Linked DNA regions of Mus musculus: region 1 is linked to region 2. The links are chromatin loops, found by intact Hi-C in ENCODE. Cell type or tissue: gastrocnemius. All regions are shown on one strand. Links, peaks and the distances in the headings refer to the core of each region. The heading gives the core; the rest is flanking DNA. Region 1 has its middle 50 kb from the start of Gm43700. Region 2 holds the start of Gm43700 (a long non-coding RNA gene).

The links. Hi-C counts contacts between places; a loop is a spot of excess contacts. Peaks named below come from ENCODE experiments on the same cell type or tissue, not always from the same donor. Only the 100,000 strongest peaks of a DNase experiment are listed, where the experiment ranks them.
Region 1: a loop joins it to region 2, with 3 times the contacts of the local background. A loop is called at or near these places in 9 of 42 quality-filtered maps.

The regions. Positions count from the first base shown.
Region 1 is chr5:43,080,971-43,096,915 of GRCm38, forward strand. No RefSeq gene overlaps it. Among named protein-coding and RNA genes, the nearest start is that of Gm43700, 50 kb to the left of the region's middle. In gastrocnemius, for the core only: no CTCF peak of the experiment used is centred there; DNase peaks (open chromatin) are centred at 8,931 and 9,163; H3K27ac peaks cover 80 bases.
Region 2 is chr5:43,033,434-43,049,378 of GRCm38, forward strand. Gm43700 (a long non-coding RNA gene) reads right to left here and starts at 5,101. Exons shown (of 4, transcript XR_001784851.1): 1 at 4,775-5,101. In gastrocnemius, for the core only: no CTCF peak of the experiment used is centred there; no DNase peak of the experiment used is centred there.

The DNA.
Region 1 (15,945 bases), core at 7,797-10,296, 48 kb after region 2:
CTGCCTTTGGTTATGCTCTCCCTTTTACCTACAATAAACTTTCTCCTCCACTATACCTAGGAGCAGTCATGCCCTTCTCTTTTTCACTCAATTGGCATTTTAAAAAAATTCCCATGCTCTTTCTGCACCTATTTAGGCACAGAACTTTACTGGGTTCTAAATCCTCTGTGCTCTACACTTAGGCACGGCAGGAGCCATGAAGTCACCTCCGTCTGGGAAACTACTTCTGAACTGATGCAACTCATTGAGCATTCCCACAGACATGCCTTGACCCATCCCAGAAGATCCTACCAACTGGCTGGGTGAGCTTCTATCCCCTTTAACCCTAAAGGGAGCCACTCTGTACTTTAGGCCATAGTTTAGTAGGTTTGTACCTTCATTAATAAACAATGTAATGGGGTTGAAAAGTACCCCTTCACTTCCTTTTCCAACCATGGACCCCCCAGGAGCTATTAAATGCCTTAAATAAGAGGGAAACTATTCAAATCTCAACATACAGAACAGGTAACCCTGCCTGAAGAAAGGGGAATGGCTTTCCTCCATTTCTAATGAATCCACAATGGAATAAAATGAGACCCGTAGGTTTCTGAATGACTGAACTATGTCACTCTTTGTTTTGAACCCCTACCATGTTATTAATGCTAATAAGCCCCATCTCCCAAGCAGGTGATGGCATGGCTGGACAGTAGAATAGTAACTACAGAAATGGAGCAGACTGAAGTTCAGGAAGGGCTGGCCTCAGAGGAAGTCAAGCTAAGTAGCTACCCAGAGCAGGTGCCCAACCCCGCAGATCAGAGGAGCAAAAGCGCAGGCGGACCTCTGGGGACTAAGAACAGAAGGGACGAGAAAGGTGGGAGCCAGGATAGGGAAGAAGAGGTGTGCTTCTTGTACTTTTTATTTAATCTCTAAACACGTTCTTCCTCTTGTTAAACGGAGGCTAAGGGGAAGTCATTAAAGATCTAAGGCCTCGCAGTGACGGGAAGATGAAGCAAGCTGGCAGAGAGCCAAGCCAGAGGCAAGGGGACCAGTTCTGAGGCCTGTTCTCTGCCTTCCTCCAGGATGAGCCATCTTCTAATTATAACCTGACCCTGAAACCACAGCGATGACACAGCATGAGGGGTCCCTGTGTCGGCTGGGAGTTCTAAGGGCCTGACAGACAAGGGAGCTGGTACCTTCTCATTCTACACTCAGGGGTTTTGCTCCAGAGCTCTATTTCTATCAGCCTCTCCTTCCAATACCTATATTTCTAATGAACTTAGTTACTACATCACCATTGCTTGGAATCTCTATCCTGGAATTCACCAAAGGTCTCAATCCTAGATGGTTTTGTAATGTGACCTCTTTGGAGAGTGTCAGAATCCAGAGTGAGTCTTAACTCACTTGGCCTGGGGTGGAAGAAGGACCATGGGGTATGAGTCACAGTAGAGTGGAGGATTCATTAGTCTGGAGCTTGAAAAAGACTTGGGTCTAAGACAATAATTTCTGGCTTCTCCCTTGCTAACTTAAAACTCTGTGAGTTAAGACAGGGCTAAAACAACGACTTCCTGGTATTCTCTTATTAATGACCTTAGTTGCTTAGACATAAAACAAAAGGAAAAGGGGAACAAAGCAGAGGCAGTGCTGGACATGGGCAAACACTGACCTAGATTATCATGGAAAATGAAGAAAATGTTATATTTTGTCTCCCTACCCCTACTGCAAATCAGAGTTGATGGCACACAAAGTATCCCAGTGATGGTGGGCCAAGGACAGGTTCATGCTGGGTCTCTCTTGTACTACTCTCAGCTCTACAACCACAGGCAAGTGGTTGAATCCCTCTGAGTCACAGCTTCCTTATCTATCAGCTATATGTTAAATAATAATCATTCCCTTTCTTTTACCTTTTTCCATTTTTCAAGGTGTGTGTGTGTGTGTGTGTGTGTGTGTGTGTGTGTGTGCACTTGTATGTATGCACTTTTCATGTGTGTAGACACATATATGTGAGTATTCATGTTTGTGGGGGCCTAAGTTTGACCCTGAAACTCATCCGCAATTACCTTTGCACCTTATACTATTTATGTTAGAAAGGGCAATCTGCAAATTCATCTGGAATAACAAAAAACCTAGGATAGCAAAAAGTCTTCTCAAGGATAAAAGAACCTCTAGGGGAATCACCATGCCTGACTTAAAGCTTTACTACAGAGCAATTGTGATAAAAACTGCATGGTACTGGTATAGAGACAGACAAGTAGACCAATGGAATAGAATTGAAGACCCAGAAATGAACCCACACACCTATTGTCACTTGATCTTCGACAAGGGAGCAAAAACCATCCAGTGGAAGAAAGACAGCATTTTCAACAATTGGTGCTGGCACAACAGGTTGTTATCATGTAGAAGAATGCGAATCGATCCATACTTATCTCCTTGTACTAAGGTCAAATCTAAGTGGATCAAGGATCTTCACATAAAACCAGAGACACTGAAACTTATAGAGGAGAAAGTGGGGAAAAGCCTTAAAGATATGGGCACAGGGGGGAAATTCCTGAATAGAACAGCAATGGCTTGTGCTGTTAGATCGAGAATTGACAAATGGGACCTCATAAAACTGCAAAGCTTCTGTAAGGCAAAAGACACCGTCAATAAGACAAAAAAGGCCACCAACAGATTGGGAAAGGATCTTTACCTATCCTAAATCAGATAGGGGACTAATATCCAATATATATAAAGAACTCAAGAAGGTGGACTCCAAAAAATCAAATAACCCCATTAAAAAATGGGGCTGAGAGCTAAACAAAGAATTTTCACCTGAGGAATACCGAATGGCTGAGAAGCACCTGAAAAAATGTTCAGCATCCTTAATCATCAGGGAAATGCAAATCAAAACAATCCTGAGATTCCATCTCACACCAGTCAGAATGGCTAAGATCAAAAATTCAGGTGACAGCAGATGCTGGCGAGGATGTGGAGAAAGAGGAACACTCCTCCATTGTTGGTGGGATTGCGAGCTTGTACAACCACTCTGGAAATCAGTCTGGTGGTTCCTCAGAAAATTGGACATAGTACTACTGGAGGATCCCGGAATATCTCTCCTGGGCATATATCCAGAAAATGTTCCAACTGGTAAGAAAGACACATGCTCCACTATGTTCATAGCAGCCTTATTTATAATAGCCAGAAGCTGGAAAGAACCCAGATGCCCCTCAACAGAGGAATGGATACAAAAAATGTGGTACATTTACACAATGGAGTACTACTCAGCTATTAAAAAGAATGAATTTATGAAATTATTAGGCAAATGGTTGGACCTGGAGGGCATCATCCTGAGTGAGGTAACCCAATCACAAAAGAACTCAAATGATATGTTCTCACTGATAAGTGGATATTAGCCCAGAAACTTAGAATATCCAAGATATAAGATACAATTTGTGAAACACATGAAACTCAAGAAGAACTAAGACCAAAATGTGGACACTTTGCCCCTTCTTAGAATTGGGAACAAAACACCCATGGAAGGAGTTACATAGACAAAGTTTGGAGCTGAGACAAAAGGATAGACCATCTAGAGACTGCCATATCCAGAGATCCATCCCATAATCAACTTCGAAACGCTGACACCATTGTACACACTAGCAAGATTTTGCTGAAAGAACCCTGATATAGCTGTCTCTTGTGAGACTATGCTGGGGCCTAGCAAACACAGAAGTGGATGCTCACAGTCAGCTATTGGATGGATCCCAGGGCCCCCAATGGAGGAGCTAGAGAAAGTAACCAAGGAGCTAAAGGGATCTGCAACCCTATAGGTGGAACAACATTATGAACTAACCAGTACCCCGGAGCTCTTGTCTCTAGCTGCATATGTATCACTGGAAACAGAGACCCATTCGTCATGCAAACTTTATATGCCCTAGTACAGGGGAATGCCAGGGTCAAAAATTGGGAGTGGGTGGGTAGGGGAGTGGGGGGGAGGATATGGGGGACTTTTGGGATAGCATTGGAAATGTAAATGAAGAAAATGCCTAATAAAAATATTTAAAAAAAAAAAAGAAAAAAATTAGGAGCAAGAATCATATGGAATTGGGGATTTTGAATGCTCTTGAGCGAGTCGGATCCAGCCCATTTGTGGCAGTGGATGGAGTCTGAGGGTAAGGAAGACTAACTTACCCCAGGAAATACAACCTACCAGAAAATGGGGCCTGCTGACCCTAAGAGTAGGCACATTGTGGGGTGAGTCCTAGAAGGGGGAGCCCAGTTCCTGCAAGGACCCTGCCCATCTGATTGTCCTCTGTACACCCTACCTTCACTCTTCACTCATCAGTCAGAAGACACAGAAAAAGTCAAATGGCTGGTTAGGGGAGCAACTGCCAGGGTGTCCCTGATAGCAAGCAGAGTCTTGTCCTGAGGACAGCCTCCGTTGTCTTTCACACTGAGTGTGACAGTCATAGCCTCTGTAGTTCACAGGTAGTCTTCCCTGAGACTTCCCAGGCAGTACTCCAGGCTGCCCTGTGGTGAGCAAGGCAAAGGGTCTTATCCTGTTTCCATATATGGACACCAAGGGCCATCAAGCTGGAGCGACTCGTCCAGAGCCACCAGGCAGCTAGCATCAGGATCACAGCCTGACTGGAAAACCAAGTTCATGCTCATCTCTGTTCTGGATTTATAGTCAGGGTCCGTGTGAGTTCTATTTTTCTACCCCTGGCCTCTTATCTCTACCTCAATCTCATTAGCCTAGCAAGAGAATCACAGCAAGACTTGGGGGCTCTGTCTGTCGTAGCTGGGGGGGTCTTGTGAACACAATGTGAAAGCTTTCTGTAAGATTCATCAATTGTAGCCTGAAAGATAGACTCTGTCATCAGCTTGGATTCAGATCCAGAGTCAACTCCAAACTGGCATCTTTGCCTGGGTCCTTTCATCTCTTGGTTCCCTCCTCTTTTAATGGTTAAAAGTACAGAGAATTATCCATTTACTTTAGGATTTCTCTAAACAGTCTTGCAGCTTCCCAGATGGATAGTGCTTCCCCATGAGGTCACAGGCTTAGTACTATATATTTCCAAGCATACAGGTGGCTCAAAGGCTCCACTTTCAGAATAGACACTAAAAGGCGGAGCCCTTGGTGATAGCATCAGTGAGGGCACTGGTTCCCAGAAGCTTAACTTACATTCACCCAACAAACATTCAGAAAACTTAGACTTGTCATCCTCACTCCTGTGGGTCCTAGTGGGAGTACAGGCGTCTGGTTTGTCCTTAGAAACACTTAGTTGTATTAGTTAACTGGGGCTTCTACTATAAGACTCTGGCGAGCCTTAGCTTTCTGGGAACTCCCTGAGTGAATGACACAGCGCCGGGAATCGATGCAAAAAGCAAGAGGTACTTATTGTTCCAACTTGTTGCGGTGGCCCTACACATGGAGAGAGAGAACGACCACGCACAGGCCGTCCAGAGAGCCTTTATATAGTTCTTGAGGCAACAGCCATTAGGCACGATGTGATTGGCAGAACAGTGTGACTTTTAAACTGACTGGTCTACAAAGGTCTCAGAATGTATCTACCCCTACCCACAGGTAGCCAGTTGTCCATCCCTCCTCCCTGTGGTCTGAGGAATGTAATTAGCCCCTCCCTTCCGTAGGTGAGGGGTGTCTATGTTCTTTCTGACCTTTCTCTTCCAAGAGGGGAGGGGTCCAGTGGAACTTTCTAAAGTTCCTGAGCTTATCTCAGGATAAGGATCACAGAGAGGTGGCTGATATGTATGACAGAAATGCACTTTCTTGCTCTTTTGGAGGTCCACTGTCAGAGATCAAAACAGTGACCAGCATGAGAGAATGTGAGAGCATGGCCTTCGTCTCTCCACCAGCATCTGGTGTTATCACCCAATACAGAGCATTCCTGGCATTCTTTCTGTATCACCTCTGTCTCTGACTGCATCTTCACAAGGCATACTCCTTGTCTGACTCTAAGTCTAAAGGTCTCCTTTTGGTATAGACATAGTCATATTGAGTTAGGGACAATACCAATAACTTCTTTTTAACTGGTTCATCTGTATTTTCCAAGTAAATTCGCATCCATTAGTGTAGGCGTTAGGACTTCAACCTCTAATTGAGCACCATTTTTTCTAGTGGTAGAGTGTTTGTGTGTGTGTGTGTGTTTGTGTGTGTGCATGCGTGTGCATGCATGTGTATGCATGTGCATGTGCTGGAGAGTGAAACCAGTGTATGGTAGACAAATAGTCTGCCACTGAGTTATATCTCCTTTCTTCTTTGGGCCATTTATTTTTAAATAAGGGCACACTAAATTGTCCAGGCTGGTTTTGAACTTGCAATCTTGCTGACTCAGCCTTCTCCATAGGCAGGATTTCAGGCCTTGCTACAAGACCCTCCTTCACCAGAATTTGAGAGATACAAGTCAACTCACAGATCCCAGGTCTAAGAACCTGCAATACTTGTTGGAGCTTTTAAAATATGATACATCCTGCAGCTACCAGGGCATCTCGAGTGCCAGGTCCTGTTTCAATGGTTTGTGGCACTGAGGTTTATTTGATAAACGGGACACTGCTGTTGTCAGTTCAGGAACCCTATTTTTAGGGCTTTTTTTTTTTTTCAAGACAAGAGCCTACAAAAATCCAAAAGTGATTGTCAATACAAAGAGAGACTTTGGCATGCCCTGAATAACTAAAAGATTTACTTTTAGTAATACCTTTTAGTATTATGTTAGTCATTTTAATGTTGTTCTCCATTTTATTATTTTCTATAACTTATATTTAGTTTCCCACCAGCATGCACAGGAAAATACTTACAAGTGTAATTTGGGATCCTTCATGCCTGTCCACAGAGAGTAGCCTGGTAGAAGGGTTTGTAGGCAGCTTTCTAAAGCCCAAGCTTGGCAAAACATTCCCATTATTATCTGCAGCCCTAGCCTGTTTAATCTTACAGATTCAGGGTTATTTAGTTATCCTTATGTTCCACCCCCACTCACTTCCCAACACTACCATCTGTCAGCCCAGGCCAGTCTAAGCTCAGCCTGGTGCAGCTGTCTCCCAGGAGGTGACCCTAGGCGAGTCACCTGTGAGGGCCTAGTCGGAGCGTAAGCCTCAAGGCCCACCAAGGCCATGGAGCAGCATAGCCTCCAGAATGGAGCTTGTCCCCAGATGCCTTCGGAAAGAAGGTGTACCCTTATCACACATGCCACCCAGCCTCCAGTGCAGGGGGCCTTGACAATGGAGCAGGGGAAACCAGGCACAAAGATAACAGCTGCATAGAAAGGCTGGGAGAGAGACAGCCTTCCTCGTTGCACAGCCTTACTTATTTATAGATGCGCTGGCTCCTTATGTGGCCTAGTTAAGGACGCCTTTCCATAAATACATAGAAACGGATGTTATTCTAGAACCTACTGATAATATACACAGCTGTAGAGGTTGTCACTGGATTAACAACCCCACCTTCCTCTTAGCACCCCCTCCCCCCAAAATAAAACAGAAAATTAAAAGTGCATGGGTTTGTCTTTGATGTTTGCATACAAGAGAGAAACTCTTCCTTAAGAGTGACATAGTTTTCTGTTCTGTTTGGTTGAGCTTTGTTGTTTTGAGAGCCAAAACATGATTTCTTAGGGAATAGGCAATTAGGAAGCAAGGCTACACCTTTGCAAAGCAGAGTGTGGGTCTTTTACTTTTATCCCTCCCCAGGAGCATCTATTTAACCCAAAAACAATTTTCTCCTTTTAGAGGCTGCACGTGGCAGTTCATTTCGCTGGAAAATATCATCTGCCAACTAGGGTTCCGACTCTTTCCGATCCACTCACTTCCAGAGCCGTGAATGAGCCACAGCCCCTAGCCCTTTGTTTCTCCCAGTTTGTTCTACAGACTCTTAATTCTATTATCTGGCTGTAATTTGGCTCTGTGTCTCTCCAGCATTCCTCCCTTTATTCTCTCCCCTTTCTTTTTAATCGATTGATTCATCTGTAATTGGATTTTCCCTGGCTCTTACCAGCTATTAAAAGTAGCAGTGTGTGTGAGTGTGTGTGTGTGTGTGTGTGTATGTGAGTGAGTGTGCTTTTTAACTAGGCCATGCTTTCAGATGCCTTACGATCTCTCCTGACTGGCATTTCCAAGTATAAATTCAATTCCCTGGGCCTTAGCAAGGCAGCAGGGATCAGTGGGTAGAATATAAACTTTAAAAGCAGATAGAACCACAGCGTGTTTTGTTTCGTCTTGTTTAAGGCTGACATTTATTAAGCTTGTCCTGTATGCCAGACTCTGCTCCAAGCACTTTATAAAGAATTAATAATCCTCACCACACCCTTTTAAGGTAAGCTTGGTGATTTCTCCATTTTACAAATGAGAGCATAATGCTTGGGGTGGCGTGGGGAGGGGAGAAGGAATGTGACCAAGGTCCCACCCAAAACAACAAACAGGCCGTCAAGTTTTTGGTGAAGGTTCAGTTTTTTCAAGTGCGACACTATACATTCAGATCTGTAGAGTTTGGTCAGGATTTGCTTCCCTTACCACTTCCATGTTTGCCAGATTAGTAAAAGCTGGTTTCCCTTGCAAGGTGAAGTCACAGTAGGGGATTTGCAGTGGTGTTAAGTACATGGTCTGCCCAAGTATGGGGACATTGCTGGTCAATATTGTCCCTGAACTGAGGATTAAGCCAATGACTCAATAAGGCAGCTTTGGGAACACAAGAAAGGAGCAGAGTGGTTTCTTTGTTTGTTCACTAAGCTCCTGCAGTGTTTGGAAGAGACAGAAAAGGGAAAGCAGGCAAATGCAGAAAGCACCACTGTACAGATTAGGCTGTAGGCCCTCCGTGGTACTTCAGACATAATAGTTCCACTCTCCAGCCCTTACTTTCCCCTAATGTAACAGGTCCGCAGAGCCAACCACAACTACTAGCCACCACTAACTACCAACACTCTCCTACAAAATCCCTCCCCCTCTTCAGCTCACATGGACCAGTTCCAGCAGAGCCAGCAGGAACTACAAATCGATTCCACGTACAGTTCTTTACTGTACCTTACCACAAAAGCATAAAGTAGATGCTCAGATTCCTATTGTATAGACTGAGGAACTGAGTCATATAATGCTTTCATGACTTGACCAGGAGGCAGAATCAAGTCTCAACACACCCTCTGTTCACTGAAATCCAGGCATCCCTAGATGTCTCAAAGTGCAAGTGCAGAGACTGGAAAGATGCATAGGCAGGCTGCAGGAAGTGAGCCGAGCACCAAGAAGCAGAAACTACTAGACACCAGATGGACCAAATGGATATCACAGAATGCTTACTGCTCAAGCATTGCTTACTTTGCAAAAAGAAGTAAACAATAAATAAAATAAAATTCTGAGTTCACTTATTTTTATTTTTTATTCATTTTTCTTTTACTGATAATATGTTTTTCCTACAATATATTCTGGATACAGTTTCTCCTTCCGTCTTCCTCCTGGTTCCTCCTGTCTCCATCCATAGACACACCATTTCTGACTCTTGCTAGAAAACAGACAGGTGTCTAAGGAATAGAATAAAATGAGATAAATCAAAAACAAACAAATTGAAATATGACAAAACAGCCAAACAAGAAAACAGATCAACCCCCCAAAAGCATAAGAAATGAAAATACGTGCAGAGACGGACACACATTCCCCCACTCAGAAATCCCATAAAAGTCCCAAAACTGGAGGCCATAATGTATATTCAAAGGACCAATAAGGTAAAAATAAATAAATAAATAAATAAATAAATATGCCCTGACTTACCATTATAAGACAAAGAACTTCCAAGGATGCCATCTGCTGCTGGGCTTGTGGTTTACCCTTAAGAATGATTTCTTTCACCAGGACTTGTGGGGAATCGCAGAGATCAGGAAGCCTGCATGTGTCTCACCTAGGCCCTCTGCATGTTATGGTTGTGTAGCTTGGTGTTCCTGTGGGATTTCTAACAGTGGAAAGACAGACTGTCTCTGCGTCTTTTGCCTGCTGTTGGAATCCTTTTCCTACTACTGTGTAGCCCTGTCCATCCTAGATGTGAGAATATGTGACTGGTCTTATTGTAGCTTGTATGCCACATTTGGTTGATGTCCTGGAAGGCCTGCTCTTTTCTGAGGGGAGGTAAAGGGCAGGAGGATCAGGAAAGGGGAGGTGAGAGGGTAGGGCTAGGGGGAGGGGAGGGAGTGGGAAATGCAGTTGGGATGCAACATATGAGAGATTAAATTTTAAAAATTAAAAACAAAAGAAGCACCAACAAAAAAGAAACAAACAAAAACAAGCAGACAAAAATAGTGGTTTGTTTATCCAGTAAGACTCCTTTGGAGAAAACTAATTTTTCATTTGCAAGTGAATATCAATTAGAGATAGATGGGGGGTGTCCACTTTTCTTTTCAGCTCTGGAACCCTTGTGCATACTGTCACAGTCTTAGTGAGTTTCTGTGTGTGTCAGTTTTGTTATGCCTATTAGGCTTGAAGTAAGGGAAACATACATCTATTGCTGGTGGAAATGTAGACTTGTACAGCCACTGTGAGAATTATTGTGGTAGTTCCTCAGAAAGATGGAATTCCTCTACCTCAAGATCCAGCTATATCACTCTTGGGCATATACCCAAAGGATGACTGATGCTGGTACAGGAACACTTCCTCAACCATGTTCCTGCTGCTCTGGCTACTCATGATAGCTAGAAATTGGAAACAACGGCCATCAGTGGGTGAATGGCAAAGAAAACATGGTGCATTCTTCATACTATGGAATATTGCTCAGCTGTTTAAAATGAAATCTTGAAATTTTGCAGGTAAATGGATGGGATTAGAAAAAAAATTATCCTAAGTGAGGTAACTCAGACCTAGAAAGACAAATATGGTATGTATTTGCTGGATGTGAATGTTAGCTGTTACGTCATTGATAAGCAAGCATTGATAAGTCCACAGAAGCATGAATGTTAGGACTCCAGATTTTAAGTGATCCTGTGAACATCTGTTCAAGGCTATGAATGAAATAAGGTATGTGAAATGCTTGTAGTAACCTCTGATCTCATATTCATTCAGGTATGATAAAATAATTATTACTGTCAAAAAAAAAGCAGGTTTAAATACTTCAATAATGTTTGGTTGTATTCTTTTGAGACAGGGTCTCACTATGTAAACCTGACTGGTCCAGAACTCACCATCTAGACAAGGCAGTCCTTGAACTCACAGAACTCTGCCTGCCTCTGTCTCTCAAGTGCTGAGTTTATACAGGTGTTTAAATATAGTTACCAGATTCCTTTGGGGTTTTTTTTGGATTAAGAAATTTTTTGAGAATTTTAATTAAAATAGTATTACATCACTTTCCCCCTCCCTTCAACCCCTCCCATGCCCTCCCACTGTTAATTGATAGCCTTTTCTTTAGTATTGCTAAGCCTGTACTTACATATTTGTGAATATGTAAACATATATGCATATAGTAATAATAATAATCAAATATATATTTTTAAATTCAAGCCTTCCAAAGAAACTCTGGAGACTCTAAGCTGAATTAGTCCCCACACTATTCGGAAAGGCACAAGGCACAGAGCAGTTCAGATCATCATTCAAGTGTTGGGCTCAGGAATTTACCTCTGTTCTGAAAGTGCAGAGCAATATGATTTTGTAGCTTCTGGAGTCACGCAAAGTCCACTGCCAACATTTGGAAAAGCAATTTTGTAATGGCCACATTCATTATCAATTAAATCCTTTTGAATCTTTTGGTCAGAAAATCCCCCAAGGAATGTGCAAAATTCTACAGACTTAGAGATTTGTTTTAATTCTCACTTTCCCTTAGGCCACGAGATCTAAAATATGTAACCCTCCTTGTGAAATGAAATGACATATGTTTATTAACTCTAGCAAGACAAAAAACACAATCCAGTCAGGCATCAAGGTGTATTCTTTTAATTCCAGTATGTGACAGGTAGAATACCGTGAGTTCTTTTAATTCTGTGTACTCTTTTAATTCCAGTATGTGATAGGTAGAATACTGTGAGTTCAAAGATAGCCTTTCCTAAATAGTAAGTTCAGGGCTAGTCAGGGGTACATAGTGAGACCCTGTCTCAAAAGAACAAAAACAAAAATACATCTCTGACTAGAACACTGTGGTGTTCTTTGAAGTCATAAATGATAAGCAACTTACATTTCCAACTGGGAAGAGACAGGTCAGGCACGTGGGGCATCTCAAGAACACCTTAGTTATTATTAACTGGAAGATGGTTGGGGCAGCAAACAGGCATGGCTGCAAGTAGGTATTTGAATTCTGGAATTTGATAATAGGATTGCCTAACCTTGTGAGGAAAAAAAAAATGAAATATCCATTGTTATTAGGGGAAATTTTAGGATAGTCTTTTAAAATAAACTGGTAAAAAGACAGGTTGGTTCTTCTTTATAAACTGGTGAATTAACTATGGGAGAAAGTTTTAAAAGTTATAAAAATATTCCCATGTAAATAAAATAATATTCAGTATTTTTGGTGAAGGGGAGATTATGGTACAAGTTAGCAACTCAGACCAATTTTGATGAAATAAAAAGATCATATCTAGAATGTTCTAGAAGAATATTTAACAAGTTGTAACTTGGTATTTCTGAGATTATGAGTGGTTCATGTTTTCTTTTAGCTTCTGTAGGGGAGGGAGAAAAAAAGAAATCAGCAGACAATCCAAGACATTATGAGGGTCTAGGATTCACGGGGTGGTTTCTGTTTATAATTTCAACTCAGTACAGTTGAAATAGCCAGTAAAGTCCCCATGGAGACCTGTGTCTGCTGTCTGAAGAGGGTTACCCATGACCAGCAAGACTGCACTTGTCCCAGCCTTCAGTGTTCTCCTTGCTTTCACAGGGACAGATCTCCTGATGCAAGCTTCGCACACAGCCTACCTCACTGATTGCCATCTCTGATAAAAAAATAAGCCAGTTGTTTCTCTGACCCACAAGATCTTCTCCCATCTGTGATGAGTGATTTGTTTGGTTCATTGGTTTTGTACTGCTGATGTGTTTGAACTCAGACCAATCCAAGTGGAGGAAAGGTGAAGCTTCCAGACACCCCCTACCTTGTGTTTGATATGTTTCTGGTGGTACTGATGCAGTATGTGGACGTGATACCTAAGGTGGTACACAGGAGCTAAGTCTTGGGATCTGCTTCTGTCAGATATAGCCAGGCTGGCAGACCGGACGATGTTAACTGGCTGGGAGTCAGGGGGGTCAGCAGGGCCAGGGCCTGAGTGCCATTGTGTCTGACTCCCCAAAATTAAGCTAACTCTCTACAGCTCTCCCCCACCCTTGTTCCTACAAGGTGCTGTAGCCAACTAATTATCAAACTGAACCACAGAGTTCTGGAACGGCACCTATGAAATCAAATTGATCATCTGCCAAATGACTCCCTTACTAAATTGCTAGTGCTCAGGTCTGACCTTCAAGGAGAAAAAAGCCAGTAGCACACGTTCATATCTCGAGCTACAAAATGCACAGTGAGTGAGGAAGTGGGAGGGGTGGGAGAGGGAGCAGGCCTTTCTCCCTTGCTGGTCTTCCAACCAGGAATAGCTTCCCCGCCTTCCCCTCCCCCAGCCCTACAGTTGTTCCCATTACCACTTCCACCCTGGCTAATTATAGGCCCTGATTACCTAACATCAAGTCCTACTGTCACCTGCTTTGGCCTGACAGATTATGCCATCTGGGCCACGTGGCCGGGGTGCAGGAAGCGTGAGAGGTCACAGAGAGGGGTAAACAGCACTAAATGGGAAGAAATGTGTTTACAGCCCCGACAGCTGACTGGGCTATTAGAGGGGCTTTGGCTGCAGTGTTCCCAGCTGAAGTCTCTCTCCAGGGGCCTTACCACCCAATGCTATTAGCTAATGGGATGTGGCTGTGGGTTTCTGCTCAGATTCCAGGGTTAGCCTTGCAGTGGGACTGCAACCTCTCCTAAAAAGGAAAAGAACAAGGACCCAGCAGAAAGCCAGGGCTTGCAGTTTCACCCCCAACAGAAGAAGCCGGGGGAGTCAATGCCCAGTTATCTGCAAATGCATGGATTAGGTCCATTGGCAGCCTCCTCTGCTCACTGCCTATTGTTTTTTAATATATACACGAAGCTCATTTAGGAAACTAAGTCGATTCTAGGTGGTGACTCCAATTTATTAACAACTTTTGTGTTCTTTACAGCAGCGCACATCTGATGTTCATGTGCCCGAGTGTGACCTGGAAATCTTATTAAAATGCATGGTTTTCATGATCTGTCCATTGGTGAAAGTGGTGTGTTGAAGTCTCCCACTATTATTGTGTGAGGCGCAATGTGTGCTTTGAGCTTTACTAAAGTTTCTTTAGTGAATGTGGCTGCTCTTGTATTTGGAGCATAGATATTCAGAATTGAGAGTTCCTCTTGGAGGATTTTACCTTTGATGAGAATGAAGTGTCCCTCCTTGTCTTTTTTGATGACTTTGGGTTGGAAGTCAATCTTATCAGATATTAGGATGGCTACTCCTGCCTGTTTCTTCATACCATTTGCTTGGAAAATTGTTTTCCAGCCTTTCATTCTGAGGTAGTGTCTATCTTTTTCTCTGAGATGAGTTTCCTGTAAGCAGCAAAATGTTGGGTCTTGTTTGTGTAGCCAGTTTGTTAGTCTATGTCTTTTTATTGGCGAGTTGAGACCATTGATGTTAAGAGATATTAAGGAAAAGTAATTGTTGCTTCCTGTTATTTTAGTTGTTAAAGGTAGCATTCTGTTCTTGTGGCTGTCTTCTTTTAGGTTTGTTGAGGGATTACCTTCTTGTTTTTTCTAGGGCGTTGTTCCCGTTCTTGTATTGGTTTTTTTCTGTTATTATCCTTTGAAGGGCTGGATTCGTGGAGAGATAATGCGTGAATTTGGTTTTGTCGTGGAATACTTTGGTTTCTCCCTCTATGATAATTGAGAGTTTGGCTGGGTATAGTAGCCTGGGCTGCAGTTTGTGTTCTCTTAATGTCTGTATAACATCTGTCCAGGCTCTTCTGGCTTTCATAGTCTCTGGTGAAAAATCTGGTGTAATTCTGATAGGCTTGCCTTTATATGTTACTTGACCTTTTTCCCTTACTGCTTTTAGTATTCTATCTTTATTTAGTGCATTTGATGTTCTGATTATTATGTGTCGGGAGGAATTTCTTTTCTGGTCCAGTCTATTTGGAGTTCTGTAGGCTTCTTGTATGTTCATATGCATCTCATTCTTTAGATTTGGGAAGTTTTCTTCAATAATTTTGTTGAAGATGTTTGCTGGACCTTTGAGTTGAAAATCTTCATTCTCATCCACTCCTATTATCCGTACGTTTGGTCTTCTTATTGTGTCCTGGATTTCCTGGATATTTTGAGTTAGGATCTTTTTGCATTTTCCATTTTCTTTGATTGTTGTGCCGATGTTCTCTATGGAATCTTCTGCACCTGAGATTCTCTCTTCCATCTCTTGTATTCTGTTGCTGATGCTCAAATCTATGGTTCCAGATTTCTTTCCTAGGGTTTCTATCTCTAGTGTTGCCTCGCTTTGAGTTTTCTTTATTGTGTCTACTTCCCTTTTTAGGTCTAGTATGGTTTTGTTCATTTCCATCACCTGTTTGTATGTTTTTTCCTCTTTTTCTGTAAGGACTTCTACCTGTTTGATTGTGTTTTCCTGTTTTTCTTTAAGGACTTGTAACTCTTTAGCAGTGTTCTCCTGTATTTCTTTAAGTGATTTATTAAAGTCCTTCTTGATGTCCTCTACCATCATCATGAGATATGCTTTTAAATCTAGGTCTAGGTTCTCAGGTGTGTTGGGGTTCCCTGGACTGGGCGAAGTGGGTGTGCTGGGTTCTGGTGATGGTGAGTGGTCTTGGTTCCTGTTAGTAAGATTCCTCCGTTTACCTTTCGCCATCTGGTAATCTCTGGAGTTAGTAGTTATAGTTGACTCTGTTTAGAGATTGTTCTTCTGGTGATTCTGTTACCGTCTATCAGCAGACCTGGGAGACAGATTCTCTCCTCTGAGTTTCAGTGCT
Region 2 (15,945 bases), core at 7,797-10,296:
TATTTTCTGGCACTCTCAGGCATGGGATTTCACTCCATGCTGATTTCGACACACTGAGTCTAATCAGAAAGGTGAACGTTTCAGGCATTAACTTTACTTGAAACCCAGGAGCATTTTTGCACATGAAAGCTACCAAAAGCATTTTCTCACAAGAGTCTAATTCAAATTGGGATTCAATGGAATAGTCTAGAATGTTTAATCTAGTCTTCCTCTTCTATCAGAAGGAAACTGACTTCATTAAACAAACTCTAACTTGCTTAGGTACTGTCCTAGGTGCTCTTCATACACAGTCCTTAACCTTGTGACATGCTTAATAATATTGTAAGAACAGTGGATAATGTTGCATACATTTTATAGATGAGGTAACTGGGTTCATAATAGTAGGTCTTAAAAGTTAACTAAAGGGCTAAAAAGATAGCTCAACAGTTGAGAACAATTAATTTTCTTGGGTTTGATTGCTGGCACCAGCCTAAAAGTCAAAATTGTCTATAATTCTAGCTCCTGGGCGTCTGATTTCCCCCTTATGGTCTCTCTGGGTAACAGACATGTATGTAGTACAGAGAAATACACAAAAACATAATAGTCATGCACATAAAATAAATAAAGTGTTAAAACTTAAGTACTTAACCAGAATCCAGTATTAACAATTACAATATCTATTGACTATTCTAACCATACAGGTGTTCACTGAGGTATATTGAGTTTGAGATTGGGCAACTTTTTAAGTGGTTACCTTAATCTAGCTGTATGATATGTGATATTTTAGAAGGAGAAAGAGAAGGATGAAGGAGATGGGTAGGAGGAGGAGAAAGAAGAAGAAGAAAAAGAAGGAGGAGGAGGAAAAGGAGGAGGAAGAAGAGGAGGATGAGGAACAAAAAAAGTAGGAGCCAAAAATCACAGTTAAACTTGTGTTGCCCTATGATTATACAAAGCCACCCAAGAGCTTATCTAAAAATGCTAGAAAAGAAAAAAAAATCATGTTCTCTGTGTTACATCTTCTGACAGGAACTCTCTTGGGAGAACTTTCTAGTGCAGACAACTAGACTTGACATTTGAAGGGTCAGCCTCTGACCATCTCACTGCTCCCAAGTATTATGCAAAGATTCATTTTTTTTGTTCATTTTTGTAGATTAGCTGCTGAACTTTCCCTCACTTCCAGTCCTATTTGCTGTTGTATTTCTAGACTCTTGCAAAACCTCTGCAGTGAGCCTCTTGTTCCTAGTCCTTTTTCCTTCTCTCTCCTATCTGGCTAGGATAAGGGTGTTGGCTGACTCTCCTGTAGATATTCCACTAAGGCCCCATGTGATAAAGATGTGTCGTGCTATCCAGATGCCTCTCAGTGCCTGTGTCCTTGTCAAAGCACAAGAGTGTGGAGGGCAGAAGCCTGTAGCTGGAAGTCCTTCTAGGAATTCTTCAGCTACACTGATAGATACCCCAAGGTCGTTCGTGATTTCACTCTTCCCTAAGAAGCCTAGGCCCAGTGATGGGAAATTAGTAAAAGATAACTTTACCGTTCTTGGCCTATCTCAGAACAACTCTAAAGGTGTGATCTGCCTTTTGAGTATCTATGTGGTTGAACGAGGCTGTCAACTTGTACCATCGACTTCTCCCGTATTTGTTCTTATTCTATTTTCCCTGCACTGCAGATATCTACCTCAAGGAAAACCTCTAATAAACATTGGTCATTCTTTTTTTTTTTTCCAGAATTGATTTTCCAGGTGATGAAACCATAAAGTGTCTTTAAGAGGAAGGGAGTGAGGGATGAGAGAGGAAGGGAGTAAAGGAGGGAGGAAGAAAAGGAGGAAGTAGGGAGTGAGAAAAAGAAAAGTGTCTGTGGAGAAGGAGATACAGGAAGAAAGATGGAAGATGGAAGCAGAGGGCACTTACTCTAACGTATAGGAGGGGTTCTCTTTCCAGGACCATGAAAAAAGAAAAGATGCTGAGGGTAGTATTTCTAGTGAAGTTTTGGCATTTGGTATGCACATTTTCCACAAAACGGACCTTAATATGTTTACTTACAATATCATATTTAAAAGGAGCCATTGTGAAGAGTATCCATAGGTATGGTCTGCTTGGTTGGCGTTATGCATGCTGCCTACCTGGTACCTGGCTAAAAGCTACATGGAATCTGCCTAGTTTCAATTAAACATTCTTATAAGGATACTTCAGTAGATAGCCCAGCTTAGTAGAAATCATGTGAACTCACAGCGTAGGACAAAATATTTGTAAAACTGTTCCATTAAGTGAGTAGCAAAATTATACATTTCCAAAGTATCAAAGACGTAAATGTGTTCTACCATACATTTCTGATTACAATTCCTAAAAGTACTGGCAGGCTTTATTGAGAAGAGCAAATAACCTGGCCCAGATTTCATTACTCAGCCATTTTGTACTAATCAAATCAACTAGTTACTCTTGTTGTCCCCACGATGCTATGAGCCTTTCCTGATGTGTCTTTCCCTTATTTTCAGAGCAGCAATCATTGCTGTGTAAGTTCTCCTAGCAGAGTTTACAAGCCATCTTAGACAATGGGATTCGACCTGTTAGTTCATTAACTGTCACATAAACCTCACCCTCACTTTATTTTCTCTTGTACTAGTTTTTCTGTCTTGTCTAGAGGCCCACAGTATCTGTCTTTCCAGTCTAGGTATTTTGGGGCCTTCATGCAGTCTTTCTGGGACATTGATGTCCATTGGTGTGACTAGCCTGGGAGTCAGAGTTTGTCACAGTTTTTCCTTAGCTAGACAGGACTTCTATTGCAGTATTTCTAAGTACTAACTTGTATATCCCCTGGCTCTCAGAGTCTATAGATTCTAATATATAGAAATGTCATAGTCAAGATCACATAGGTGGCACCAGTTTGCTGTGTCTGGGTCAGGATTTTTGTTTATTTTACATCTTTCCTTTCTTGGAATAATTTTTCAGCTCTTTGGATAATAATGCCTTTTTTTCTTGACTAGTTACCTAACTAAACGTGATCCTGAGGAGACCTTTATGTGGACGCAATGTATAGTCACCTGACAAAGTTACAAATCTGTAGGAAACAAAAACAAAAAATCAGGCACATTGAACAAATATGGTTATTGTTAAGCTGACCTGAGATAGCCTGGCTCAGACCCACAGGCATTTTCATCTTGTGATGCTGAAATTCACAACTGGTCAAAACTAGTCACAGCCACAGCAGTTATGATCTAGGGAAAACTGGATTCTTGGAAGAAAAATGCTTTCCTGATAGTCCCTGTAAGGAAGAAAACTTTCAAGCCACTTTTTCTCCCAAACAATCCAGTGAGTCCACATCACTGCCTTAGTGAAAAGGAAATCTGGAAGAATAGAGGAGTGAGTGGTTATCTGTGTGGGCTGTGTAAGTACTGACAGTATCAACCACTAATGCCAAATGTGATTCCCATACCTTCTGTGCAGCGCATGTTCTTCTAAGACCATTATCAGTTCTAATCCGTTCAGTTTCATAGCTAATTGATAGGGTAGGTACTATTTCTAGCCTCTGTTTTAACAGAGGAGAAAACAAAAGCTCGAGGAAAGCTTGCCTGGATCACTCTCAAGTAAGGGGAAGTCTGTCAAACTTACACCAGATCCTAGAATCAAGGCTCTTATCCATCAAACTACAATATGCTCAGAATCTATCCTGGGGGATGCTGTTCTCTCTCTCTCTCTCTCTCTCTCTCTCTCTCTCTCTCCCCCCCCCCATAATCTAACTCTGCCTATACACAAGCTGGGACACCTGTGTTCTCCACGCTGTAGCTGTATTCCTGGTTGTACCTGAAGATAATCTTCGAAGTGTTGTGATAAAAATGCCTGACCAAAGATAACTTAATAAGGTGAGTAAATAAATAAATTGGTGTTAAAGAGAAAATGGGGGGGCAATGTTTAAATTTTAAGAAAAGATTGTTAAGAAGATCATAATTAGACACTTTAATTGTTTGCTATATCTAGGACAGTGCAGAGAATTTTCTCGAATTCTCTCGAACATTTCCTATAATGGTGAGAATATTACATGGGCAATATGATTGTCTTTTACCATGATTTCATTTTTTTGAAACAAATGAAAAATTTTAAATAAAAATATGCATGTATCTGGAATGGTAATGTATATTTAAAAATCACAACAATCCTTTATTCCCTTTACTTTTAAAAAAAAGAAAAGAAAACTTAAAAGAAGAAAGGTTTATTCACTTAGGTTCATGATTTTGGTGACATTTCAAGCCATCAATAATCAGGGTGCATGAATAAAATAAAAATTCAGCCTGTGGTGGCAGTAGCAATGGGCAGGAGTTTGTTCAAACCACAACTACAAAACAGGAAGAATTGGCCGTGGGCCAGATCCTCACTGTAACCAGAACCATCAAAGACCTGCCCCTGGTGACACACTTCACCAGCTAAGCCACACCTCCTGAAGGTTACACAACTACTTCAAACAGTTCCAAAATGGGGGCACCAAGTGCTTAACGACTTGAGCTTGTAGGAAACAAATCATTCCCAAACCTAAATACCACTAGAAGGGCTGCGTAGGGTTCTTGTACTTATAAGAGCCACAAGACTTTGGCGCTACTGAAATAGCCTTCACCTTTAAGCTTCTTTCTCTACATCAAAGCTTTTATTCCAATGTGAACAAAAACCATGGGCTGTTAGACCTAACCCACTGGGCCACTGGGAGTGGAGTTCTGCTCTTAGATACCTTCAAGTGAACAGGAGTGGTGTGAAGGGGAAAAGGGCTAAAATGGAGACTGATTTGCATCTGTGACCATCAATTACCTACCATCCCGTGGTGGTGTTAGGAATGTCTGCTTTGTGTTAGGCACTGTTGGAATCCCTAGAGACACAGAGCTGAAACTACCAAACAAGCAGACAAGCTTTCTGTTCTCAGTGACCTTAGTGCCTTGACCTCAAAGCCCAACTGTGATGTCACCACACAGGGATTCTACACCTCACCAGAGGAGGCATTTAGATGTAGAAGCAGGAAAAAGGGACAGAGAAGACCTTATCTAGGGTTAAGAATGCTTGTCATGTGGAACCTTTGGCCACAATCAAAATGATGGGTGGCTACTCTCTGCTTAAGGTTGATCAGAATGCGGGGGGGGGGGGGGGGGTGATGCACAGAGTTTCAGGTGGAGAGGAGAGAATGCACAGAGTTCCTGAAATAGAAGAGTAGACCAACCACCCCTCTAAAAAGAGGTAGAATTAAAGAGTCTGGAGAGGAATCAGGTCATGTGAGGAGTTGGGATTTATCTTGAGGCAAAGGAAAACTTTGCTTTAGGTCCAATCCATTCACTAACTCCTTGCAACACACATTTCTACAAAGCCTGCCAGGAGCCAGGTTCCACAAATATAATAAAGATGCGTGTTAGCCAGGTTGCTTTTTTTAACAAATGTCTGAGATAGTTTATAATGAGCATAGGTGATCTCAAGAAGCAGCTTAGTAATGGAATACTTAGCAGCATAGAAGGCCCAGGGTGAATGAACTCCTGACCCCTGAAGGAGTGTAGGTTTAGCTTGGCTCATGATTTGAGAGGTTCCGTCTGTGATTAACTGGTCCTGCTGTTTTGGGTCTATGATAAGGCAGCTATAACAACCGAAGGCAGACAATAACAAACAGGACCAATAGGCCTGGTTCCGGCTATCCACTTCAAGGACACAGAACCAATTACCTCACTTCTTCTCACTAGACCCCAGCCCTTAAAGATCCTTCCACTTCCCAAGGGCACAAAATGGAAACAGAGCCTTTATCATATAGGCCTCTGGAGGATAGTTTAAGATCTGAAGATCCACAGTGAAGCAAGAAGGAAGACAAAATCTCTTTTGTGTTCCTCTCAAATTGTTGAGTGGGAGACAGACAGAAAAAAAGAATTAAATTTTTTGTGTATATGTGGTAAAACTATCTCCTATCAAGTGCTAGTGGAACACAATATGAAGTTTGATACACAATCACTAGAGATGAAGAAGTATGGAGTGAAAAAGAAATAAAAACAAAAGCAAGTTAATCCTAGAAATGGGGAACACACAGGACTCACAAAACACATCATGTCAGGAATTGTAACAGGTCATCAAAGCACAGGGCTATGGACACCTGTCAGGAATGTGGTGTACAAAAGTAATGACCTTTCAAAGCTTTATCGTACTGCGTTAGTTAGCTTGGGTTGCTATACTAAAATATAATAGGCTAGGTTGCTTAACCAATAAAAATTTTTCTCAACTTCCTGAAATCTATAATTACACAATCTAGGTCTGCCAAAATTAGTTTCTGGGTGGGCTCTTTTCTTTCTTTCTTTTTTTTTTTTTTTTTTTTTTTTTTGTAGATCTATACCTTCTTAAACTGGTATCTCCGGGTAGCAGTGAAAGTGAACTTACTGGTATCTCTACTTACAGACCTATCAGGCAGGAACTCACCCTGATAACCTCATTTGACCCTAATGGCTTCATAAACACCTCATCTCCAAACCTGATCACATTGGACCTGAGGTTCTTAGTAGGACCCAGTCCAAGTAGTCTCCACAATGAATCCCCTGAGCAGCTGATCACTTTACCTTGGTTAAGAAACTGTGGCTTGCGACAGAGTCGGGGACAGCTGCCCTCCTCCCCACTCCAGTTTTGAGGGACCCACATGAAGAACAAGCAGTACATCTGCTCATATGTGTAGGGTTGGGCTAGGTCTAGCCCATGCTTGCTCTTTGTTTGTGGTTCAGTCTCTGGGAGCCACCAAGGGTCCAGGTTAGTTGACTCTGTTAGTCTTGTGGAGTCCCTATCTCCCTAGGCTCCCTCGATCTTTCCCTGGTTCGTCCACGAGACTCCCATGCTCTATTTAATGTTAAGCTATGGGTCTCTGCATCTGTTTCCATTGGCTGATAGGTGGAGCCTCTCAGAGGACAGTTATGCTAGGTTTCTCTCTGCAAGCATAACACAGTATCACTAATAGTGTCCGGTATTAGTTCTTCCTTATGGGATGGGTCTCAACTTAGGGTAGTCATTGGTTAGCCATCACCTCCATCTCTGCTCCATCTTTGTTGCCTGCCTGTGGATCCTGTTCCCCTAACTGGGCTGTCTTGTCTGTCCTCGGTGGGAGAGGATGTGCCTAGTCTTAAAGGGACTTGATGTGCCAGGATGGGTTGGTACCCAGGAGTAACCTCCCTATTCCCAGAGAAGAGAAGGGAGAATGGGAGAAATGTGTAAGGGGGATAGTAGGGGAGATGTGGGCTGCAATATGGATGTAAAGTGAATAAATAAATAAAATAATGAAAAACGATTTTTAAAAAAGAAAAATAAAAGCAAAGCATGGCTTGCCTCTGCTCTTGCTTTCGCTGTGTTTTGTTATGTTTGCATGAACCATGCTGCTCACTTTCATACTCTCTACATCCCCAGCTAAAGCTCTCTTGATATTCTCTACACTTTCCCTCCTCCAGAAATGCCAACTAGATGGTCACTTCAAAGGCAAATTATCACAAGCTTAGTGGCTTTAGAGCCAAAATGTTATAGTGCAATGCTCTGTGTTAGAAGTCCAATGTAGATGAGTTTGATGGAGCTAAAATGAAGCTTTTTACTTCCAGGATGCTCCTATGAAAGTCTGTGCCCTGGGCACTATGCTTTCCAGCTTCATGGCCTCTTCCTCAATCTACAAGTCCAGGAACAGCAGATCCAGTAATGCTGGTACTTCCATCCCTGCTTCTCTGACTTCGGCCAGCTCGTCCACATGTAAGGCCACACTGACAGTCCATGACTCACTCTGTCTTGAATAGTAACCTCTGTAGGCTTAGATTTTTCTAAACCTACCTTATTTAGTGTTATTAAACACCTCAACTTCCTTTCTAGCCTAGCAACCAGAGGTAGGGGAGAAAGGAGGTTAATAGGAAAAGTGTGGGGGGGGACCCATTTCGTAGTAGTTCTTTGATGCGATTCCATTCTTTGTTGTTGGTGTATTAGTAGTCCAGTTCAATAGCAAACACCAAACACAAATCAATTGCAGTAACAAGATCCAGCAGAAACTGGAAGACTCCCTCAAGTTGGCACGAGTCAGCAGAAGCGTCCAGAATGCCATGAGAAGTGTTTTGGTGCATTTCTCTCTACAAAGTAAAGACCAGGGAAGAGTCACATGACTTTGCAATGCAAGAGCCATCTTTGTGGGACTCCATTTATATAAATATCACCTGCCCTTTCAAGTGTCTGTTTTTAGGAAAACATCTCATGCTCTCTTCCAGAAGGACAGCTTCCAGAAAAATATCATGTGATACAACTGAGTTGTTAAAGAAACCTGAAATCTCCACTTCAAACCTCAGATCCTTGAGGCTCTAAGGCTTAATATGCACATTGGTTCTGAAGTTTGGGCTGTGGACATCTCTGGGAGATCATCATTCTTCCTGTTAGACTAGAATTCCCAGGGTGGTTTGTTTCATGTTTTGTTTAGGGGTTTTGTTTGTTCATCTGTTTCATCCTGTCAAAGCTAGAGGCCATACTTACTATATAGCAACTATGAGATAATTCTGACTCCATTACTAGGTAGAGTCAACAAAAAGGGAGTTCCCTTTGGTGGATAGAATCAAAAAGTAAATGAACATTTACTTTTAAATTAAAGGTAGTATATTTAATTTAATAAATCTAAATTAAATTTAAAAATAAACTTAAAGTAAAAATTCACTATATCCAAATCCAGATCTGGCTGGTCATTCAGGCTGTTTTGGTTTTCTTCTCAAATATCTCTTCACTTGATTTGGGAAACACCTGGTAGGTAAAATTACCATATCATTACCTGAGCCAGGCAGTGGTGGCACATGCCTTTAATCCCAGCACTTGGGAGGCAGAAGCAAGCAGATTTCTGAGTTCAAGGCCAGCCTGGTCTACAGAGTGAGTTCCAGGACAGCCAGCAGAGAAACCCTGTCTCGAGAAAAAAACAAAAAACAAACAAACAAACAAACAAACAAACAAACCTAAAAACATATAATAACCTAACAACGTTGTACCCGATCAACAGATAAAAGAATTAAGCCTCAAAGAGGTGAAATAACAAGGAAGTTGAGTGAGGAGTCCTAATGTAGGTCAGCAGTTAGTAGGAGTCAGTTCTTGCCTAACATGGTACAAGTTCCAGATAACAAACCCAAGTTGTCAAGCTTGATAGCAATGTTGCTGAGCTGAAGTATGGGCTCTTAAGTTTGGAAAAATCTGGCATAGATTGGTGACAAAGAAACTGGCTTACTGATGGATAATTGCAAATGATAACTAAAATGTCACTGAAGATACTGACCGTGAAATACTCTGAAAGGGGCAGCTGTCACCAGATGAGTGTGTCCAAAAGCATGCACGTATGCAAACATCCAAACACATGCCGGAAGATGATCTCTTCCTCCTTCTGTCACAGGTTTCTCTTACTCATTTTTTCCCAGTGGCATTCAGACAAAGGCACTGTTGATGTAGGAGAATATGGCTAACATTTCATTCCTTCCATTTCTCACTGTGAGACCTCTGGAAACATTTAACATCCCAGGGCATGGTTTCCTCCTGTCTGAAGCTGAGGTCCTCATTCCCACCCTGCATTTGTTGTAGACATCAACTGAGGTCCTGCATGTACCATTGATTACCAGTGTCTGTCACAGTAAGTGCTGATGGCCCTTCGTTTCTTACAAGGCTCACAGGACAATAATTAGAGAAACGTTTAGCAGTGGCAAACGTGGATTAGATGTTACTTGCTAGGCAGCACACTCAGCACTTTACAAGCAACATTGCATGCAATTTTACCCAAGTTACAACAATCTAATGAGTCAAGTTCCCCTGTCACAATCACTTACCAGGTGAAGAAACTGAAACTCAGAGAGATTAAATAAGGAATAATGTAGAGACACGTAGGAAGAGCCAGAAAGTCTGAATTCTTAGGAACAGTCTGGCTTAGGGCCACAGTGAAGAAAAAAATAACTAAAAACACAAACAACAACAAAACAACGACAACAACAACAAAAACCACTAAAATTTACAATACCTCCCCTGGTTCTCTGCTCACAATAAATACTCTGATTTCTAGCCACCAAGCAGGTTATTTTCTCCAGACTTTTCTATCACCTGGATTCCAAAGCCCCATAGAGAAACAAATGTGTTTACCTCACTCTTCTTCATAGTTGCCGAGCCATGCCCACCAAAAGGCTGGCTTGTCCAGGAAGCAAATCAATCCTAAAGGCGGGCACTCCTAAACTGCCTCTCAGGACTTCCCAAGCAAAGCAGTCCTCTTAACATCTTTGGAGAAACTTTGGACACTTTCAGAGCCAGTGCTGTAGAAGTTAAAGAGGAAGGCGCTTGGGAGAACACCCATGGAGTCCTGCCCAAACTCAACTCAAGTAAAAACGAACAAGTTAAAAACATAAAAAACAACAACAAAAACTAAAACCAAAAACCACACCTACACGATGCCACAACAAACACTCTACCAGCCAGGAGAGATGAAATGATGTCAATTTCTTTTGGTTTCTTTTGGGTAGTTCCTGAATCTCAGAAGCTTAAGGCCAAGGTTATCAGCATGACTCTTGTCTTATATCTCTTCTGGCTACCCCCTTTCATTAAAAGAAGAGTGGAAGTTGGTTTTCTCTTGTCTTTGTATGAGAGTTCCAGTTCTATTGACGAGGGCTCTGTCTCCAAAATCAAATCACCTCCCAAAGAGCTCACTTCCAAATCACCGCACTGGGAGTTAGGATTTCAACATACACAGTTTGTGGAAATATAAACATTCAGGTCACGGCACTATTAAACCTGAGGCTAAAGGTGTATAGCTGACTTGAGATCAGAATGGCAGAGCAGGTGAGGCTCAATGATTTTAAACAATGCTCTTTGATGTGGGTTCATAATAGAATAATATAGACAGGGTTTGTAGTTTGTAATAAACAAATAAATAAAAATCCCAACTCAGAACAGCTGAATGAGGAGGTTTGTAGATGATCCACACTTCAGCAGTTGTAGTCTCTTCAGATGATTCTAGAACCTTCTTCATTTAAGATCCACTAATGTGTCCTGCTGAATATTCTTCATAGGTGAAGAAACTAATGTCGGAAAGAGGATGTTATCCTCATCTAGACGTCATGATTGCCACTACTTTAAAAAAAAAAACACCATCCCCCTAGCCTCAGAGATCAGTAAATGATGGTCAAAAATAAGACAAGAGTAAACATGGAAACCAGGAGAGCCAGGAGAAAATGCATCTCACCAACTCGATTGCAGTGAGGTTGGTTGAATTACATTTTCTTTATCTGTCCGTTTTTTAAAATTACCATTTGAACTTGCCCTCATAATTTGCTTCCAAATAAGAACTATGCCTTATTCATCATGGAATCCCTGCTCCTGATATGATGACTGGTTTGGACTATGGGTTGAACCCTATAGAAGATGCATATGAAAGGAATAATGCCACTGTGGATGGCTGTCACCAGGAGATAAAAAGAAACAAGAACAGAATCTTATATTAAATCTTCAAAGGAAGCCTAACTTTGCCAATACCTTGATTTCAGATACCTAATTTTCAGAAAGTATATCTCTGTTTTCTTTGTCACCTAGGTTTTGGAGTGTGTGTGTGTGTGTGTGTGTGTGTGTGTGTGTGTGTGTGTATGTGTTAGAAATCAGCCCTAGAAAATATCTATTCGTAGAATCTTGATAACATTTTTTTAATTTGATCTCAAACAAATCATACTGGCAAATTGCTGAAATTTACAGGTAGCCTCTTCATTTGCTGAGTGATAACGATGAATCTGTTGAACAAATTCTGTAAATTCCTTAAGTTTGTTTTTCTACTTACAAAACAAGGGGGAAAGAGGCATCTATGAGAAAGATTTCCATGAGCTAATACATCTAGTAGGCTTACCATAGTACTTGTCCCATAGTAACCCTCAGCTAGTGGTTACAGATGTGCTCTCTCCAGAATTATACAGTCTCTACCTGGTGATCCTTCTCTGTGTTTGGTGGGATAGAGAATAGGTAACATCTAGAACAGTTCTTTCCGGTAAACAGAAACTGTGATTTCACCTTTTAAAGGGACATGCTTTTAGCCTACTCTAAAGTAGAGTTTCTATATAATCCATGCTTTGTGTACCTCATCTGTATCCCCATGTAACCCACAGTGCCACCTGCATGTATTTAGTACACACTTCAATAGGTGATACCTCTTGGCTTCAGTGTATTTTGGGGCTAAGGAATATGCTCACTGCTCCTGGGACAAACTGCACAGGTTAGAGGCTAACTAGGGAGAGCCAGCAGGGGCACAGAAGCAACCCTCTTAGACCCTGCAGGTAGAGACCTGCCGTAAGCTTTAGCAATCTATAGAACAAATCTGCAGAGGCAAATATTCAACATCTCCCTACTTGCCCCAAACAGAGACCTTCTAGGTCATGAGTCATCAAATGATGACCAAAATGCAGCCAGACACATGATTTTATAAAGTTTTGCTGAAGCAGTCACACTCACTAATTTGCATGTTTCTCATTACTATATTTATGCTATAAAGTCGGAGATGGGTAACTAATTACAAAAGCCACGGGGCCTACAGGTCCAAAATATTTACTAGATGGCCCTTTGTCAAAGACCCCCCCACACCCCATATCTCATATCACTATTGATTTCCCTTCTCTGACTCACTTCCCTATTTCATTACTCCACTCCTTACCCCAGCCCACCACTGACTAGGTAAGATACCAGCAACCATTCTGTCCTCTTAACTCTTAGAGGAACCTCAACTAAGATCTTGCTAGTATCTTCCTGAATTCAATAGCCAACACAATGCCCAGCAGAAACGGGCTTTCAAATATTTCTTTTACAAGTTCACACACAGAAACTTGAAAGTGGATGCTTAGTCACCAAAATACAAGACCTTGTTAAACACAGAGACATCTCTAAAAAGAATGCCAAGAACTGGTAAATGAATGGATAGAGCTTCGAAGCATTATTGGAGCCCTTCTCTGCCCAGTTACACCCCTGGCTTAGGAAATCCCAGTATCACAACATTATGAATTCAGTTTCCCTGCAGGCATGCTCTGTGATGGGACATAGACTCTAAGACTAGGTATGCAGTCCCAACACCTGAATCTGATGCTTAAGACAGATGCTTCAGTAAACTCCTAATCAAAGCCAAAGTGATGATCAGAGACAGGAGGAATTCGGTAGGCCTGGAACTTGTCCTGCATCTACTTCCCTGTGTCTGGAACTGGCATCTCCCTTTAGTCCCTCAGCAGTTCTGCAAAATAGGGAAAAACAGCTTGAATTTATTGCCTCAGGATACATGGGAAGATGGGTCCTGCAGACCAGGTATAATCTTTCTCTAAGTGTACACTTTCCATTTGGTTAAATATAAAAATGTCAGTGTGCACTGCATTCGGACTAGCTGTGTGTCTAAGAGACAATGTCTCATTAAAGTCATGCTACAGTTTTTACACGAGAAGGCAGCTCATTTCTAAGGCTATAACAAAGCCATGACACAGTCCCACAAGGCAGCTTGTGGTCCTTATGCTGAGTCATTGATTTAGGAGAAACGTTGGTGTTTGGTGCATCCTTGTCCCAGAAATATCCATCACTTTGTCTTCATAAAACCTCTGTAAGACAAGCCATTCTTCCTTTGCATGGGTGATTAATGCAGGGAACCTGACAAGCCTTTCTAATGTATGCAATTAGCAATAAACATGGTCAAGAGTCAAATTCAGAGATCTGAAGAGCACTCTTCCAGAGGCAGAGGAGGTTCGATTCCCAACACTCACATGACAGCTGGCAGCCCTCTGTAACTTTAGTCCCAGGGAATCTGACACCCTCTTCTGGCTTTTAAGAGAAAAATACTATCCCACATAAAGTCAAATTAAATAAATTTCAAAAAAAATTAAGATTAAAACTCAGAAAATTCACTGAACATGGTGACTGGCACAAGCTTTAATCTCAGCACTTGAGAGGCAGAGGCAGGCAGATCTCTGAGTTTGCGGTCACCCAGGTCTACAGAGTGAGTTCCAGGTCATCCAGGGCTACAAAGAGAAACCTTTTCTCAAAATCAATCAAACAAAAACAACAGCAGCAGCAAACAGCAAACTCTGTCAGTTTGCTGACAAAGGCAGGCCTTCCTAACTCAGACTGACCGCTTTCTAACCTAAATTTCAAACCAGGTCTCCAGACTCCAGACTGTGTTTAATCTTCTCTCAGAGAGGATGCTAGCCAGGAAGAGCAGCCTAGTACCTTCCATGATCCCAGTGAGGATGAAAATTTGCAACTCAGAGTATGGAGAAAGATGAGGAAGGGATCAGAGGATCCAGGAATAGCCTTCCAAAAACACTGGGCAAATGGCAAAGGGCAAAGGGCCTGCATCCTGTGTGATAGCCATATGAAGGAATGCCCCAGTATGGTCCCATCCTGGCACAGAAGCATGCATGATTAGAACTATGGCTTCTAGAAGATTAGAACCATGCCTTCTGCATTTCACTATTTTGCTTACCAAGCTCAGTAACTGTCTACAGAGTCAATGAATAAAGAGCTTTGCTACTCCAGGTCTTTTTTTTTTTTTAAGGGTATTAGGAAAGTGAAAGGAGGGTGAGAAAACAAAACCCATGGGAGCTTGAGTGTGTCCAAAGTGCATTCAGGAGATTAATGAAATAGAAAAAAAGTGTGAAAGAGCTAAGACATAAATCTTGACTGGCAGAGAAAATACAAAGAGCAGAGCGGTCTGCAATATTTGAAGGGGGAACATAAGAACGGGAAGAATCATTTCTTGCCAGTTTTTAACATGGTTGGTGCAGAGACACGAGATCTGGATAGGCAATCTGGGACGGGGACTTTGGAGTTCCTAGACTCCAGACTCGGCTTTCAGTGATCTGGAATTAACTCCCTGCCTCTTCCACACTAACTCCACAAGTGCAAAGAGCCCTGATCATCCTAGGCAGGCTATCTGGCCAGTGAAGCTCACTATCTTGTAAGGAAGAGAGAGTCAAAAATAGCCAGGCAGCACAGTGGTGCATTTCACAATGGGAGGTGCAGCAGGACTTCGGTGGTTGACATGGCTTAGGAAACAGGAAGTCTCCCCTGGACAGGGGATGGTCAACTGAAATAGGAGAATGAGGAAATACCTGCCATTTCAGACAAGGAGAGCAGGCTCCAGGAAGAGGGAAAACTATGAGAGAGCGGAAGGCAGTCAGAACATGAGCGGGTATCCAGAAAACTAGGAGGGGATTGGTATATAAGAGCATCTGACAATTCAGAGACACTCAGTCCAGAGCCAGCAAGAACTGTCACATATTGGTAGGCCATCTTCAGAGCAGCGGGGAGCTTCCAGCACTTCAGCAGGATCAGACTTGTCTAATACTATGTCTCAGAGAGTAGATTTAGTAGTAAAAAAAAAAAAAAAAAAAAAAGGAAGCCATCATAGCCTCTGAAAAGAATGCATAAAGCTGTCCTAGGGGACTGGCACATGAGCTGAGTGTGTCCCAGCTCTGCCACAGCCTCACCACGCTGCTGCTCAATGACTCATGGTTTATTCTTAGTGTGTCTGTGTAGAAATGACAAGACGTTCCTGCCAAGCAAAATGCTAACTGGACAATGTGTTGTCAGAGAAGCACTTGGGACCACATTCAGGAAATTTCTTAGACAATCACAAGCAACTCTGTCTTATTTTTCTTTTTCCAAAGTTCTCCAGAGAGGATGACTTTGGGCCTTTCTGATCAATCTGAATGAATGGCATAGTCAAGGACTCATGGTATCTGCAAATGAAGTTTTTCTTTTAATACCAAACCAAGCATTATAAAGGTTCTACCAGCCAACCAAATTTTCTGTTTTCCATCTCTCCTTGAACATAAACTACTCCATGTCTCTTATTGACCATAGCCTTCCCCTTCATTCTCTAGCACCACCAAGTACAGCCAATGCATTTCCTTGGCTACATGGTACTAGCATTCATCCATGAGGCACCCTGACCCAACTAAGCCTGACTATAGATGGAACTCTCTTGCA